Linked DNA regions of Homo sapiens: region 2 is linked to region 1. Evidence: read pairs that join two places in POLR2A ChIA-PET (ENCODE). Cell type or tissue: Panc1. All regions are shown on one strand. Links, peaks and the distances in the headings refer to the core of each region. The heading gives the core; the rest is flanking DNA.

The links. ChIA-PET counts read pairs that join two places held together with the same protein. Peaks named below come from ENCODE experiments on the same cell type or tissue, not always from the same donor. Only the 100,000 strongest peaks of a DNase experiment are listed, where the experiment ranks them.
Region 2: POLR2A ChIA-PET joins it to region 1 with 9 read pairs; 4 of 35 experiments call an interaction of 5 or more read pairs at or near these places.

The regions. Positions count from the first base shown.
Region 1 is chr11:63,771,861-63,774,767 of GRCh38, reverse strand. No RefSeq gene overlaps it. Among named protein-coding and RNA genes, the nearest start is that of ZFTA, 4.5 kb to the right of the region's middle. In Panc1, for the core only: no CTCF peak of the experiment used is centred there; no DNase peak of the experiment used is centred there.
Region 2 is chr11:64,180,656-64,183,562 of GRCh38, reverse strand. LOC124902686 (a long non-coding RNA gene) reads left to right here. Exons shown (of 2, transcript XR_007062712.1): 1 at 1-670. Among named protein-coding and RNA genes, the nearest start is that of STIP1, 4.1 kb to the left of the region's middle. RefSeq lists enhancers at 1,283-1,782, 1,909-1,958, 1,783-2,284. In Panc1, for the core only: no CTCF peak of the experiment used is centred there; a DNase peak (open chromatin) is centred at 1,812; H3K4me3 peaks cover 819 bases; H3K27ac peaks cover 1,199 bases.

The sequences.
Region 1 (2,907 bases), core at 306-2,805:
AGGAGGAAAGAGGGGTTACTAATCAATGAGCATAGAGTTTTTTTTGTTTTTGAGATGGAGTCTGGCTCTGTCGCCCAGGCTGGAGTGCAGTGGCACGATCTCGGCTCACTGCAAGCTCTGCCTCCCAGGTTCACGCCATTCTCCTGCCTCAGCCTCCCGAGTAGCTGGGACTACAGGCGCCCGCCACCACGCCCAGCTAATTTTTTGTATTTTTAGTAGAGATGGGGTTTCATCATGTTAGCCAGGATGGTCTCGATCTCCTGACCTTGTGATCCGCCCACCTCGGCCTCCCAAAATGCTGGGATTACAGGCGTGAGCCACTGCGCCCGGCCTAGTTTTTTTTTTTTTTTTGAGACGGAGTCTCATTCTGTTACCTAGGCTGGAGTGCAGTGGCACAATCTTGGCTCACTGTAACCTCTGCCTCCCGGGTTCAAGCAATTCTCCTGCCTCAGCTTCCTGGGTAGCTGGGACTACAGGCGTGTGCCACCATGCCTGGCTAATTTTTGTATTTTTAGTAGAGATGGGGGTTTCACCATGTTGGTCAGCCTCGTCTCAAACTCCTGATCTCAGTTGATCCGCCCTTTTTAGCCTCCCAAAGTGCTGGGATTATGGGCGTGATCTACTGCGCCTGGCCAATGAGCATAAAGTTTTAGTTAAATAAGATGAATAGGCTGTAGAGATCTGCTGTAGAACCTAGTGCCTATGGTCAACAATAGTGCACTGTACATTTAAAAGCTTGTTTAGAGGATAGATTTCATGTTAAGTGTTCTTACAATTTTAAAAAGAAAGAAGCCGGGCGTAGTGGCTCATGCTTGTAATCCCAGAACTTTGGGAGGTCGAGGTGGGAGGATCGCCTGAGCTCAGGAATTTGAGACCAGCATGGGCAACATGGTGACACCTCATGTCTGCAAAAATACAAACATTAGGTCAGGGGCAGTGGCTCACGCCTGTAATTCCAGCACTTTGGGAGGCCAAGACAGGTGGATCACGAGGTCAGGAATTCAATATCAGCCTGGCCAAGATGGTGAAACCCCGTCTCTATTAAAAATACAAAAATTAGGCCAGGCGCGGTTGCTCACGCCTGTAATCCCAGCACTTTGGGGGGCCAAGGAGGGCAGATCACCTGAAGTCAGGAGTTCGAGACCAGCCTGGCCAACATGGTGAAACCCCGTCTCTACTAAAAATACAAAAATTAGCTGGGTGTGGTAGCGGGCGCCTGTAATCCCAGCTACTCGGGAGGCTGAGGCGGGAGAATCGCTTGAACCCGGGAGGCAGAGGTTGCAGTGAGCCATTGAACTCCAGCCTGAGCGACAAGACCAAAACTCCATCTCAAAAAAATAAATAAATTAATTAAATTAAATAAAATTCCACACTCTCTCCCCTCAACACACACATTCAAAGCTCAAGGTTTTGGCTTAGACCTGGATATAATCCTTAAGTTTGAAATTCCTTTGGGATTTTACAAGGGATGATTTAATTTACAATCTACATAGAAAGTTCCTTTAACATTACAGCCTATATGACCGATCTTAGTTTTTTGAAGGAGTTTGGGTCTGCTCTCTGGAGAATGTTGAAGGCTACTTTTAGAACCAGGATTTGTTTTTTTTTAGTTCTGAGATATCCTGAAAAGTAGAATCCAGAATTTGTCACAAAGTTGGGTCTAGGGAGGTTAATGTTTTACCTCCTTAAAAACCTTCCTTTGGGAACACAATTCACAGTTCCTCTGTTTTTGTTGTCAGTGGCCCTCCTTTTAACGGGACCTGCCCAAGGAGCCACTGAAGCACTAGGAGAAGGCTGCCCCACTGGGGGACGCTGGCCCTTGAAGGCTGGGACCAACAACCTTAGAAGTTCTAGGGCTGGCTGGAGACACCACACAGGGGACTAAGTGAATCTGAGTTAGAGAATGGAAGAGGTAAGGTGTAAAAATCAGGAGTTCTGGGTTTGAAATGGGCTCCAAAGTTCTCAGGTTGTGACCTCATTTTCTTTTCTTTTTTTTTGAGACGGAGTTTCACTCTTGTTGCCCAGGCTAATGGCACAATCGCAGCTCACTGCAACCTCCACCTCCCAGGTTCGAGTGATTCTCCTGCCTCAGCCTCCCGAGTAGCTGGGATTACAGGCCCGCGCCACCACGCCCAGCTAATTTTTGTATTTTTAGTAGTGATGGGGTTTCACTATGTTGGTCAGGCTGGTCTCGAACTCCCAACCTCAGGTGATCCACCCACCTCAGCCTCCCAAAGTGCTGTAATAGGTGTGAACCACTGCGCCCAGCCTGTAACCTCATTTTCTACTTCCAAATCTACTTTTCTTTTTATAGCCCCATCCTCTCAATCCAGATACTTGGGAGTTAGCAGGGCCTTTCCCGGATCATCACATTCAAGCAGACACCATGTCCTGTAATTCTATCTTCTTGATATGCTCAAGCTAGAACCACTACTAGCCCTCAACACTCCTGACCCCTGCCCCAGGCATAAGCAACTTTTAGGTATATCACTTAGGTAAGAAATAGCCCCTTGGTGAGAAGAGGTATCCTTTTTCCTGGCTTTGCTGGTATTCATCCTCCGGTCGCCTCCCCTTCCTCCTCCTCCTTCTTGCCCTCCTCCTTCTCCTTCTTCCCCTCCTCCTCCTCCTCCTTCTCTTCACTCAGCTGGTATTCATCCTCCAGTTGCCTCCTCCTCCTCCTTCTCTTCACTCAGCTGGTATTCATCCTCCAGTTGCCTCCTCCTCCTCCTTCTCTTCACTCAGCTGGTATTCATCCTCCAGTTGCCTCCTCCTCCTCCTCCTCCTTCTCCTCCTCCTCACTCAGCTGGTATTCATCCTCCAGTTGCCACCTCCTCCTCCTCCTCCTTCTCCTCCTCCTCCTCCTCCTTCTCCTCCTCCTCCTCACTCAGCTGGTATTCATCCTCCAGT
Region 2 (2,907 bases), core at 317-2,816, 410 kb before region 1:
TTTTTTTAAAGTGTGTTGCACTGCTCTGGGTGCAGGACTGTAGCAGTGACCAGGGCAGCTCCAGATGAAGCTTCTGCTCACAGGAACCTTTTCTACTGAAACAGATGATACCTAAACTCTCAGCTGTGTGACTTTAAGCAACTTGCACAACCTCTCTGTACTTCAGTTGCCTCCATCTTCAAATGGGGATTAAAAAGTGTTGACATCATAGTGGTTGTGAGGATTACATGATTTGATAGTTTATAAAGCACTTAGAACTTGTGAAGAAGAGTGCCTGGGGATTGCCTAAGGTCAGGAGTTCAAGACCAGCCTGGCCAACATGGAGAAACCTCATCTCTGCTAAAAATACAAAAACTAACCACGCATGGTAGTGCACACCTCTAGTCCCAGCTACTTGGGGGGCTGAGGCAGGAGAATCACTTGAACCTGGGAGGTGGAGATTGCAGTGAGCCAAGATTGCGCCACTGCACTCCAGCCTGGGCAACAGAGCAAGACTCGGTCTCCAAAGAAAAAAAAAGAACTGCCTGGCTACGGAATAAGAACTACATGGAGTTATTAAATCAAAATCGGTGCACAAATGATAATTCTTAAGAGTGAGTGCTACAGAGAACACAAAAGGCAAGGCACAGAGAGATGACCTGGGAGGCAGGGAAGGAAAGCATTCCCAGAGGTGAGTGGTTAGTGAAGGCTTGTCAGAGATGGGACGAGGAGAAGCCTAGGGGGCACAGAAGATGCAAAGGTGCTGAGGCCAGGGCAAATTCAGAATTTTTTTTTTTTTTGAGATGGAGTCTCGCTCTGTCTCCCAGGCTGGAGTTCAGTGGTGCAATCTCGGCTCACTGCAACCTCCACCTCCTGGGTCCAAGCAATTATCTGCCTCAGCCTCCAGAGTAGCTGGGATTACAGGCATCCACCACCACGCCCGGCTAATTTTTGTGTTTTCAGTAGAGACAGGATTTCACCATCTTGGCCAGGCTGGTCTTGAACTCCTGGCCTCATGATCCACATGCCTCAGCCTCCCAAAGTGCTGGGATTACAGGCGTGAGCCACCGCGCCCAACCCAGAATTCTCTTTTTTTGGGGGGGGGTGGGGGACAGAGTCTCACTCTGTCATCCAGGCTGGAGTGCAGTAGCGCGATCTTAGCTCACTGCAACCTCTGCCTCCCAGGTTCAAGCGATTCTGCCTCAGCCTCCCGAGTAACTGGGATTATAGATGCCCGCCACTACGCCTGGCTAATTTTTTTTTTTTTTTTGTATTTTTAGTAGAGATGGGGTTTTACCATGTTGGCCAGGCTGGTCTCAAACTCATTACCTCCAGTGATCCACCTGCCCTGGCCTGCCAAAGTGTTGGGATTACACAGGCGTGAGCCACCATGCCTGGCCCTGGCCCAGAATTTTCAAGAAATCTAAGGAAGGCTTTTTTGTGCTCTAAGTGTCCTTGTCTGTAAGGTAGGGGGGATAAAGTGCCCTTGACTTCCCAAGGTTACTATGCAGATTGAACAATATAATCCTCCCGGGTTGGCCTTGAGTCTTGTCAGACCTGAAGCTTATGACAATTTGAGAGCTCGCTTTGAGAAAAGAAACACAAAAAATGAGGTGTGTGGCTTTAGAAGGAGCACAAATGGGGTCCCCGATGTTTAAGCTGCTTTAGTGTTACAGTAAAGCCACCTCTGAATACCCAGAAGTGTTAGCTCTTACAACTTCCACCAACTCAGTCTTCTCCAAGCCTCTTGGTGGACTCAGAGGAGGACAGGGAGGCAGCCACTCTGGCCGGCCAGGGCCCTCCTCCCAGGTCCCTGGAACACAGGCGCACCAACCACAGCTGCGTCCTGGCCTGGGCATCACGTGACGTCCCAGAGTGATTCACGCTGCTATTTCAGTGCTGCTGCAGTCAAGGGTAGGGAGAGGCATGGCGAGGCTGTATCTGGAGTCAGCTTGGAGGCCGTAGTTCCTGCAGCAGTGGCACTGAAGGTACAGCGAGGGTGACTGAGTCTCAGCAGAGCAAATTCCCAACTTTAAAGTTTTCTCAATATCAGAAAAACTAGGAGAGCTGGATCTCAGTGTAAGTGGGGAGTAGGGGTTAGGGAAGGGCTGCAGCTCAGAATTGGGGCTCTGTAGACCTGGAATTTTTGTTTGAAACTCCTAAGAAATCTCTTAATTTCTTACTTAACTGAGTGATCCTAACTTGTAGCTCTTCTGCAAAGATAGAACTGGCATCCTTATTAGTGGGGAAAATAAAGTACTGTAGAGTTCTGTCCAATTCCGAGGACTTGTATAGAGCCAGGCACTGTGCCAGATGCTTCAAGGAATAAAATGATAATTATTATCTAATAATTATTAATCAGAGAACCCTGGAGCCCAGTCCTGGGCCTTGCTATCCACACCCCCCTCCCTGGGAGATCCAGCCAGTCTTGTGGCTATAAATGCCATCTCAGATGACTCCCATAAACCTGTCCTCTGCACAGATCTCACCCCCCAGTCCCAGACTTATCTATCCAGCTGCCATCTGGACATCTTCGTGTGGATGGCTGACAGACTTCCCGGGGTGCTCAAATCATAATTCCCAATATCCCTCTCAACCCCGCCTGCCCTTGACTTCCTCTTGCCAATGGCATCATTATTCTTTCAGCGGCTCAGGCTGAAAACTGTGGAAGCATTCTCGACTCATCCTCTTTCACAGCCCGCATCCAGTCCATCAGCTAATTCCGTCAGCTGGACGCAGACCCCCGGGACCCCCTCAGGGTGTAGGGGGAAGGAGTGTTGCTCCTTGGACTGGTAGATGCCCAGAGTCAGAGGTGACAATGTGCTTAGACACCCTGCAAGGGGCCCCCCCAGCCTAGGCACGCAGGCCATATATAGCCTCTGTAAGATGTGGGGTTGGGTTAGGGGGCGGGAGGAGAGACTCTGTATT